2 separate regions of the Mus musculus genome follow, and region 1 is linked to region 2. A link is a loop called in an ENCODE intact Hi-C map of the cell type or tissue named here. Cell type or tissue: left cerebral cortex. All regions are shown on one strand. Links, peaks and the distances in the headings refer to the core of each region. The heading gives the core; the rest is flanking DNA.

Evidence for each region. Peaks named below come from ENCODE experiments on the same cell type or tissue, not always from the same donor. Only the 100,000 strongest peaks of a DNase experiment are listed, where the experiment ranks them.
Region 1: it touches region 2 in a loop (2.4-fold over the local background); 2 of 42 quality-filtered maps call a loop at or near these places.

Annotation. Positions count from the first base shown.
Region 1 is chr1:153,486,232-153,491,608 of GRCm38, forward strand. It overlaps Dhx9 (DEAH (Asp-Glu-Ala-His) box polypeptide 9), which reads right to left and starts at 1,429. Exons shown (of 28, transcript NM_007842.2): 1 at 1,302-1,429. In left cerebral cortex, for the core only: a CTCF peak has its summit at 3,009 (motif pointing left); DNase peaks (open chromatin) are centred at 673, 1,207, 1,488 and 3,090; H3K4me3 peaks cover 1,578 bases; H3K27ac peaks cover 1,346 bases.
Region 2 is chr1:153,548,273-153,553,649 of GRCm38, forward strand. Npl (N-acetylneuraminate pyruvate lyase) reads right to left here and starts at 1,442. Exons shown (of 12, transcript NM_028749.1): 1 at 1,376-1,442. In left cerebral cortex, for the core only: CTCF peaks have their summits at 1,528 and 2,716 (motif pointing right); DNase peaks (open chromatin) are centred at 1,478 and 2,718; H3K4me3 peaks cover 915 bases; H3K27ac peaks cover 296 bases.

The DNA of each region.
Region 1 (5,377 bases), core at 315-5,314, 62 kb before region 2:
ATGATGCCCTCTTCTGGTGTTTCCAAAGACAGCTACAGTGTAGTTATTTACATAAAATAGCAAGCTGGGCGTGGTAGCATACACCTTTAATCCCAGCACTTGGTAGGCAGTGGCAGGCGGATTTGAGTTCGAGGCCAGCCTGGTCTACAGAGTGAGTTCCAGGATAGCTGGAGCTATACAGAGGAAACCCTATCTCGAAAAACCAAAAAAACAAACAAAAACCCCACAACTTCTTTTACAGACCTAGAACTTATCCTCTTGTCGAGAGCCTAGATGGATGCCAAATTTTCCATCATGTCACATCTGCCCTGCTGTTTTGGCTCCAGAAATGCCTCCACTATTACTCGTTTGTTTTTCTACAGCTCCTCTCTCACTTGCCACCACTACCTGATACGTATACACGTATACTCGTATACACACACATATCGGAATAAATCAAATTTTGTTTTATGAGACAAGATTTCTATGTGTAGTAGCCCCGGACTCAAGAGATCGAACAATACCTTCCACCACCAAACCCCAGTGCTGGAATGAAAGGCTAGAGTCATGGCTCCCAATTTTGTGTTTTCATTCTTGCCACCCGGAAACAAATTCTTTCATCTCTTTTCGCACCCTCAGGTCACGTGGCCGGCCCTCCCTTCCTCCAGGAAGGTCTGGCCTTAGGCGTAACTGATCTCTCATTGCCCTTTGGAGCGGATACACTGTGCACCTCAAAGCCAGACTCAGGCTCGTGCACCCCTCAGACTGAGGCGCCCTCCCTTTCGACCGTTATCTACAGCGGGGCTATCCCGTTGCGCGGTGTAATTCCGCCATCACTTACTAAATCATGCATTCATTTTCCTACCACCTGCTCCTCATCCCGCCCCACCCAGCCATGCCCCGTCACCAGTGCGGAGCGGGAGGACCTGCAGCGAAGCCCCGGACCCCAAAGCGGGCACCCCCACGGGGCCCGGGTGTCCCGGATTAGAACCGCGGACGACCCCCCACCACCACGCGCCGGGTGGCGTCGAGCCGCTACCCCTACACGCAACTGATTACAGACACCCGCCGCCCGTCAGGCCGAGTGAGGAAGAGGCCTCCGAGAGCGGCCAGTCTGTGCAAGGAACCCCAGGGCCTAGGGCCACGGGAGCTCCGCTGCGCGAGGCGCCCACGGCCCGTAAATCCGGGTACCCGCCGCGCTGCCCCTCCCCCACACGCTCGCCCGCCCGCGCCTCACAACAAAGCCACGGCTGAGCCGCGGAGGCCGGCGTCGGCCCGCAGCAATGAGCCCGCGTCCGGGGCCGCAACGCCCCCTTTCTTACCCTCCTCCGCTTTTCCGTGCCCGAGAGCACAGCCTTCTTAGGCGAGTTCGCAGCGCCAACCTTCCACGAGAACGGCGAAAGAACACACCTCACCCGCATGGAAGCAGCGGCGAAATGGCTCCGACTGCAGGACCCAGGGGGCGGAGTCGGCGACTCGCGCCTGCGCGGTAGGCCAACTCCGGAGCCAGCACGCCCCGAGGGGGCGGGGCTTGAACCACTTCCGGGCGCCAAACCTGAGGTCGCGCGAGATCTGCTGGCCTAGGCCCATAATTTCCTGTCAGTCGCTAACCAGCTTGGTTTCTGGAAGTTATGTCTCCTTGCCTTTGTCTTTGTAGAGCAAGCTAGCCCACCACTTAACGCAGTCCACTTGCCTCCACCTCTGAAGGCAAAATTTAGAGACATGCCACCATGGATCTCCTTTTTGATAGTTTATCTTACGTAAGGGCAGTGTTACAGGATTAATCCTTTCAGAGTTTATCAGAATAGCCACTTTAAAATATGCCAAAGCAATGTATTTATGGGTGCTGTATGTTAAAATACAAGGACTGAAGTATTTCTGCTTCATCAAAATGCTGCAGGCAGCCGGGCAGTAGTGGCGCATGCCTTTAATCCCAGCACTTGGGAGGCAGAGGCAGGCAGATTTCTGAGTTCGAGGCCAGCCTGGTCTACAAAGTGAGTTCCAGGACAGCCAAGCCTACACAGAGAAACCCTGTCTCGAAAAACCAAAAGAAAAAGAAAAAAGAAAAGAAATAAAATGCTGCAGGCAGTGTGTAGCATGGTGGCACTTGCCTCCAGTCACAGCACCCAGGAAACAGAGACTGACAGACCTCCGTAAGTTCAAAACAGTCTGGTCTATGTTTAAGGAAGGCCAGGGCAACATAATGAGATCCTGTCTAAACAGCAAAGGAACAAAAACCTTAGAAGTTAAAAGCACTTGTTGCTCTTGTGGAAGGCTTGGATTCAGTTCTCAATCACACAGTGGCTCACACACAACCATAACCTCCATTCCAGGGGACCCAGCAGGTACAACCATGGTGCACTGACCTACAGGCCATAAGACATAAAGTAAAATGAATCTAAGACAAGAAAGAGAGCCCTGGCTTATTGGTTTATTGCCAGGGGTGGTGGTATATGCCATTAATCCCATTGTAGTAAAACCCATTACCCCACCAAAAAGAAAACCCTAGCTCAAGACACAACTTCTCCACTTACCTTTTGGCTGGGGAGAGGGACGAGGGACTCTTTTTTTTTTTTTTTTTTTTTTTCCAAGACAGGGTTTCTTTGTGTAGCCCTGGCTATCCTGGATTTGTAAACCAGGCTGTCCTGGGACTCACAGAGATCTGTCTGCCTCTGCCCCACCCCTCACCCCTCAGGCTGGGATTAAAGGCATGCTCCCAATTATCTCAAAATCCTGTGTTTTGTTTAGCTTCAAGTGAGAAGACTCTTGAGTTTAATACTTGTTTTGAGGGGTGTTGTATTTTTGAAGTACTGAAGAGTAACTCAAGGTTACCCTACTACTAAGCTACACTCAAGCCCAGCATCCCCAACCTAGTTGTCTGTTTGTTGTTGTTTTGTGAAAACTAGCATGCCTCAAGCCCCGATTTGATCTCCACCCATGCGAACAGAATTATGGAAACTTCCAAAGGAGAACGGTGTTTAAAACTCCTCAGGCCAGAGGGTGAGTGCAGCCCTCTGCTGGTCGGCTTGCCTAGTGTGCAGAGACAAGGGAGTCAGCGCAGAACACACAGACTGACAGAAATTTCACTTCTGCTACTTTCACCAACCCTTTCTCTATTTTAAGGACCTGCCTCCTTCACACGGTGTTCTAAATTCTACAGGGCCCCTGTGGGGTGGCTTCTTCCTCTCTGCTCATGTGACTTTGTCTGAAAATAAAAATGCAGATCTTGACCCCGGGTGATCCAGCTTCCAAACTTTCCAAAGCCCGCAGAGAAAAAAAGACTTGGCCCATTGAGAGGATCTTCTTTTTTTATTTTTATTTTTTAAAGATTTATTTTATTATTATATCTAAGTACACACTGTTACACTGTTGCTGTCTTCAGATGCACCAGAAGGAAGCCTCAGATCTCATTACAGATGGTTGTGAGCCACCATGTGGTTGCTGGTATTTGAACACATGACTTATGGAAGAGTAGTCAGTGTTCTTAACCACTGAGCCATCTCTCCAGCCCGAGAGGATTTTCTACCCATTGTCTCACTGTGACCTTCCCGCCCTTGAACTTACCCCAAGAAAAAGATTTGAGACAAAAAAAAAAAAAAAAAAAAAATCCCCAGAGACAGCAGGATATCTATTTCCTCCCCCTAATTTCTGTCTCTTGGGATATTTGGTAGAAAGGAGAGCAGTATGAACCTTGATTCCAGGAAGAGAACTGAAGAAAAAAAAAGAGCTGGGCTCAGTGGAGAGAGTGCTGCTTGGAGTCCCTGACATCCTGAGTTCCAGCTCTAATATCATAAGAAACTGAACATGGCACCTAAGGTTTGTAATCTCTGCAGTCAGGATCCAGAACCAAGGGGATCAGGATTCAAGGTCAGCGTCTTCAATAAGCAGGTTTGAGGCCATCCTTGTGACACGGTGCCAGACCTTTGAAGCACAACTGACTCCAAGATGTAAGCACTGTTCATTGTACCATCCAGGCTGTAAACTCAGTGTGGAGACAGCACCGCCTGCCAAAACTAAAAGTCTCCATCCATCAAAGTCCACAGTTATGGAAAACTTACTAACTGTGCTAATTTCTCCCGTGGTTCTGCTTCTGTGGACCTGCTCTTTTAAGTGAAGGATATCAACCCAGGACTTGATTTTTTTTTTCTTGGTGTTTTTGAGACAGGGTTTCTCTGTGTAGTCCTGGCTGTCCTGGAACTCACTTTGTAGACCAGGCTGGCCTCGAACTCAGAAATCTGCCTGCCTCTGCCTCCGGAGTGCTGGGATTAAAGGCGTGGGCCACCACGCCCCGCTAGGACTTGATTTTTATGTTTCAAAGCTCACCTGAGAAAGGCAAAGGGCTACACTGGAATCCCAAACACCAGAGTAGTCACCACCCAGCTAATAAAGACTTTCTATTGGCTTAAACCCACGTCAGAGCAGTCTTCTCTGTTGAGCCCCTCAACAGTCCTGAGACACTAAGACCCTTCCACAAAGCAAAGCAAAACAAAACAAACCCAGAAAATTAAAAAAGGTGAGGTTTAGCCGGGTGTGGTGGCGCACACCTTTGATCCCAGCACTTCGGAGGCAGAGGCAGGTGGATTTCTGAGTTCGAGGCCAGCCTGGTCTACAAAGTGGGTTCCAGGACAGCCAGGGCTACACAGAGAAACCCTGTCTCGGAAAAAAAACAAAACCAAAAACCAAAAACCAAAACAAGCTGGGTGGTGGTGGCACACTCCTTTAATTTCAGCACTTGGGAGGCAGAGGCAGGCGATTTCTGAGTTCGAGCCCAGCCTGGTCTACAGAGTGAGTTCCAGGACAGCCAGGGCTATACAGAGAAACACTGTCTCGGGGGAAAAAAAAAAGGTGAGGTTTCTAAGAGAGTAAAGGGTCTTTGCTAACAAGCCTGGGAATCTGAGTTTGATCCCCAGGACCCACATGGTGAAATCAAAGAATCTAGTCCCTCTAGTTGTCCTCTGACCTCCACACAGGTCATGTTGTTGTGCTTCACACACACACACACACACACACACACACACACACCACTCACACACATGCATTTAATGTAAATATATAATTGAATGCAAGCTGTGAAATATTAAGGTAGATACAACATTTTAAAGGTAATCAATGAGACTAGAGTTGTAGCTCACTGGTAAGGATTGGGTTTAGCATCTCACTGGTAAGGATTGGGCTTAGCATGCGTATAGCCCTGACTTTAACCTCCAGCACATCCATACTGCGGGAAAAGCCAAGCCCAGTACAGCAAGCCTATAATCCCAGCTGTATGGGAGACAGACTCAGGAGGACCACAGGTTAAGGCCTGCTTGGGCTACAGAATGAATGTGCTCAAAGCCAACCAGGGCAACTTGTTCTGAGACTCCATCTCAAAATAAAATGGGGGTTGGGGGGTGTTGAG
Region 2 (5,377 bases), core at 128-5,127:
AACTCAGAAATTCGCCTGCCTCTGCCTCCCGAGTGCTGGGATTATAGGCATGCGCCACCACTGCCCAGCTGGGAAGGTTTCTTTATGCCTACAGTGTACCAGCTCCACTGTTCAAAAACATTCCCGAGGCCACTGCCTGTTTCCCCCGTGGCTTATCTTTGCTTCAGAGCATCTGTCTCCCACTTCAATCCCTTCAGTGTAGCTCACTTTTCAAACTCACTCTAAGAGTCAAGGAATTGCTATGCATCTGAAGACCAGCATCTGGGAGGTGGAGGCAGGAGGGTTGGGAGTTCAAACCCATCTGTGGCTGACCACAGGCTGACAGCGGAGACCAGCCTGAGTTACTTAAGACCCAGTTTCAAGGACATCAAAACAAGCCGGGCATGGTGGCGCACGCCTTTAATCCCAGCACTCGGGAGGCAGAGGCAGGTGGATTTCTGAGTTCGAGGCCAGCCTGGTCTACAGAGTGAATTCCAGGATAGCCAGGGCTATACAGAGAAACCCTGTCTCGAAAAACAAACAAACAAAATCATCAAAACAACAAAACCCAGAGGATTCAGCAGAGCATGGCAACACACATCTTTGATCCCAACATTAGATCCGTGAGCAAGGCCAGCCTGGTCTACTTGTAGTTTCAGGACAGCCAGGGCTACATCATAGAGATACCTAGTCACAGAAAAGAGAAGAGAAAAGAGGATTTCTTGATCCTCCAAATAGGAAATTGTTTAACTTCAGATTTCCTCCTGAACTGTTACTTTTCATTAAAAATCCCAGCGTTATAAGCAGGATAGAAGCTCATTTCTGTTCAACACTGCAAGCCCCTTGGAGGCAGGAGGCTCAGAGTCTGCGGCCAGTTTGAGATACAAGATCAACTTGGGAATATTATGCTTTGAAATATTTCATATTTGAATTAAGAGCAAATAATCACAGTGCTCTCGCACCCATGACTTAAAGTGAGCTTGGGATGTTCTTGTTGAAACGCCGGGGAGAGGGTAGATCCCTGGAGACCTCATCCATGTGAAGGAATGCCAAATTACAGACAAAAGTTGGCTTAAATTTAAAACCGCCAAGTTTTAAAAGGGAGGAGGGGGAAGTGATGTAGTTCCGAACAAGGAGAATGACTTGAGAAATACTTGGCAAACTAGAAATGAGATATTGAAAAAACACAAAACATGAAATACAAGCAACCTCTTCTATAAGAGATAGGTGTATTAGAGCTAACGGCTAAATTCCCTTCTGCTCAAAGGCTTAAGAGACCGATTCTGACAAGGGTTCCCGGAGGCCAGGCTACGCGGGTCTGCAAAGAATCCCCGAGTGTCACTGGCCCCAGGCGGCAGGGTCGCCCTCAGTCCCAAAGCTACCCTGCCCAGCGTACCTGACTTCACTCCTCTGCTCGGTGGCGCCGCGCTCACCTAGGCTGCTGTGCACTGGAGACGCGATCTCCTCTGAGCAGCGCGGTTGCGCTTTTAACTCAGGGGCTGCGGGACCACGTGGGGCCGCGCGGGGAGCCTGGGGGTTGTAGTTCCACGTCGGGCCGGGGAGCTGCTTCACCGGCTGGAATCCCGAGACTGCACTAGTTGCTCCTTCTTGGGTGTGGCCACAGCCTATTTTGTGAAAGACTCGTAGCTCCTGCACCTCTTGGATACCCACTGTCCTTATTATTCTGAGTCCGGGAGTTCTCCTCCTGTTCAAGTCCTGCAAGTGCCAAGTCTTGTTTGCATTGGATGTGAGATGTTGTGATACAGTGGTGGCTGCCTAGCAGCCACTTGGCTCTCTAGACTGACACTACTGCTCCAGTCCTGCCCATTGCCTTGTAGGAAAAGGGAGAAGTGAGAAGATTTTAAGAGTGGATTACAGGCCACAGGTGGTTGTGCGCTCCTTTAATCCCAGCACTTGGGAGGCAGAGACAGGAGGATTTCTGGGTTCAAGGCCAGCCTGGTCTACAGAGTGAGTTCAGGACAGCCAGGGCTATACAGAAAAACCAAAACCAAAAAACAAAACAAAACAAACAAACAAAAAACAAAAGAAAAAAGAAGCTGGGCAGTGGTGGCGCACACCTTTAATCCCAGCACTCGGGAGGTGGAGGCAGAGGCAGGTGGATTTCTGAGTTCGAGGCCAGCCTGGTCTACAGAGTGAGTTCCAGGACAGCCAGGCTACACAGAGAAACCATGTCTAGGGAAAAAAAAAAAAAAAAAAAAAAGAAAGAAAGAAAGAAAGAAAAAGAAAAGAAAGACTTTTGAAAGTGAAACAAGTATTTTTCTTTTTTGAGAGTGATCCATATTAATTTATTGGCATAGTCAATTTATCAACAAGATGGGTGGGTAGTCTGTCCCCAGGAGGTGAGGTTGATTTCCATCTGCCAGAAGAGGTGCCCACACCCTTCATTCACCTTGAAGACTCAGCACTTCAGGCTTCAGTCAGGTTCTCACAGTCTTATCGGTCTTATCAGTCTTATCCTGGAATTAAAGGCGTACACCACCATGCCTGGCTTGATGCTTATTATTTTATTTAGGGAAAATATGTTTTCTTTCTAGCTTGCAAAGTGCTCTGGACTCCATTGTGGTTGTTTGTATGCCTGTGTGCATCTCTTTCGTTCTCTCTCTCCCTCTCCCCCCCCCCCCCCGTTTTAATTTTAAAAGTTTAAACTTTATTTTATTTTGTGGGTATAGTTATCTCTGTACACAACATGCATGCAGTGCCCATAGAGGCCAGAAGAGGGCACTAGGTACCCTGGTACTGGAGTTACAGACAGTTGTAAGTTACCCTGTGAATGTTGGGAATGGAAATATCCACTCACAAAGAGAGTCATGAAGCCTGAGCTACACAGTGAGACCCATCAAAAAGGGGTGGGGTCGGGAGAGGAGGGCTCTTAATGTATAAGGCTGTGTTCTCACTAGTTTTAGGTTAACTTGACACACAAAACTAGTGTTATCTGAAAGGAGATAACCCCCCCCCCCCAAATGCCATTGGGGATGTATTAAGAGAATGATCCTGGTACAGCCACTGTGGAAATCATTATGGTAGTTCCTCAGTAAACTAAATACAGAATACCACACAGGTGTGGAACTGCATGTCTGTAATCCCAGTGATTGGTAGGGAGAAGTAGGAACATGAGTTTGAGGCCAGCCTAGGTTATGTAAGACCTGGTTGCATTCCCCCTGAAAAGCAAACAAACAAAACCTACCATGTGATTCAATTGTACCATTCATGGGAATGTACCAGAGAGACATATATACTCACATACTCACAGGACTGCTCAGCAATTCATGATAGCCAAGCTATGGAAACAGTCTAGACAGGTGAATGGGGGGAAAGTGATGCCTTTATTCAGCCACAAAGAAGGATGAGATTATGGCATTTATGGGAAAATGGGTAGAACTGGAGATCATCAGGTTAAAAGAAATAAACCAGATTCACAAAGACACATTTCCTTTAATGTGCAGAATCTGTCTGTCTATCTATCTATCTATCTATCTATCTATCTATCTATCTATCTATCTATCTATCTATCTATCTATCTATCTTTCTATGTACCCATCTAATGTATGTATGTATGTATGTATGTATGTATGTATGTATGTATCCATCTATCTATCCATGTACCTATCTATGTATCTATATATGTATGTATGTATCTATTTATCTATTTTTCTATGTATCTATCTATATATCTGTGTATGTATATATGTATGTATGTATGTATGTATCTATCTATCTATCTATCTGCATTCTAATACACACACATGTATATACATGCCTTTCTATGACATGGAAGTGGAGGGGGATTATGGAGGGGAAGGAAGGGGTTCAAAGGGAGTGGGAGGAGAAGGGAGCAAGAGAAAGTAAGGAGGGAGGACAAAGGAAAATATCCTTCACATGAGGAATTGAGATCTAATAGTATAAGGGGACTATCTGAGAGGAGAGGGACCAGTGGGGTGGGGGTTAAAGTAATATGTGTGTGGGGAATTATCAACAAAGTATAATGTTGCATATGCATGAAAATGTTACCTTTAATCCCAGCACTTGGGAGACAGGGGCAGGCAGATTTCTGAGTTTGAGACTAGCCTGGCCTACAGAGTGAGTTCCAGGACAGCCAGGGCTACACAGAGGAGAAATCCTGTCTTGAAAAACAAAACAAAACAAAAACAAACAAACAAACAAACAAACAAACAAACAAGTCTATGAAAATGTCATGATGGAATCCATTGTTTTGTGTGTTGTCTTTGTTGTTGTTGTTGTTGTTATTTGTTTATTTTGTTTTTGGACACAGGGTCTCTATGTAGTTCAGGCTGCCCTGGAACTCTTTAGCTAGACCAAGCTAGCCTTGAACTGAGACATCCTCTTGCCGCTGCTTCCCTAGTGCTGGGACTAAAAGCATGCACCATCATGCCCAGCTATGTGCTGCCTTAGTGAGGGGTTCCATTGCTGGGATAAAATACTATGACCAAAAGCGACTTGGGGACGAAAGGCTTTCTTTGGCTTACATATCTCAGCTCACATCCCATTGGGGGAAGCCAAAGTAGAAACTCAAGGCAGGCACCTGGAGGCAGGAACTTGCTGGCGACAGCATACTATGACAGGGACTGCCTGCAGTAGGCTGGAATGGAGACATCTCAGTAGCCCAAGGCAGCTCTTTGTTAAAAATAGTTGTTTCCATTTCTCCCAATCTTAACCCTGGACAATGGCTGTATAGATTTCATTTGTGCATGACTGCTTTTCAGTTGGCCTTGGTGTGCCTGATTATTCTATTATGTCTGACTTTCCTACTTCTTTCTCCTTCTGCTTTGGTGAATTCTGTGAAACTAGATGTTCCTTGATGTAATGATTCTTAAACAATTAAAGATTGAGGCATGGGGCACAGCCCAGCACAGTCCTGATGGCCTAGGTGCATGCTGTGTGTTCTTATCTTGGAAACAAAGTAGTAACTGCACAATGGTAGTTCCAGATTAATGCTTGACTTGCAAAGAAAGTTGGAAGAAATTATTTGAAGAAAATGAAATAGAGCCAACATTGGGACCCTAAGAAAGGAAAAAAAAAACTATTGAAGTTATGAAATAAGTTTTGTACAACATTTAAGAGTGGTTCCTGGATAAGCAAGTATAGAATGCATAAAATTATATACTAGTAAAACTAAGTCAGAACACTGGGACTCTCAGGAGAGTCATTGTGTGCTATGTGCAGAAGCAGAACTAGGGGAACTACTGAGTTAAGGGTTACCTTGATTCTTTCCGGCATTCTTTCTGCTTTGCCCATGTCATTTATCATTAGAGCTTCACAAGAAAATTCAAGCAGCTGACCTCGGAGCTCTGAGTTCTGAGGTATAATAAGTCAAAAGTTAAAGTTTAAATAATAATATGTTTGCAATGATTATTATTTT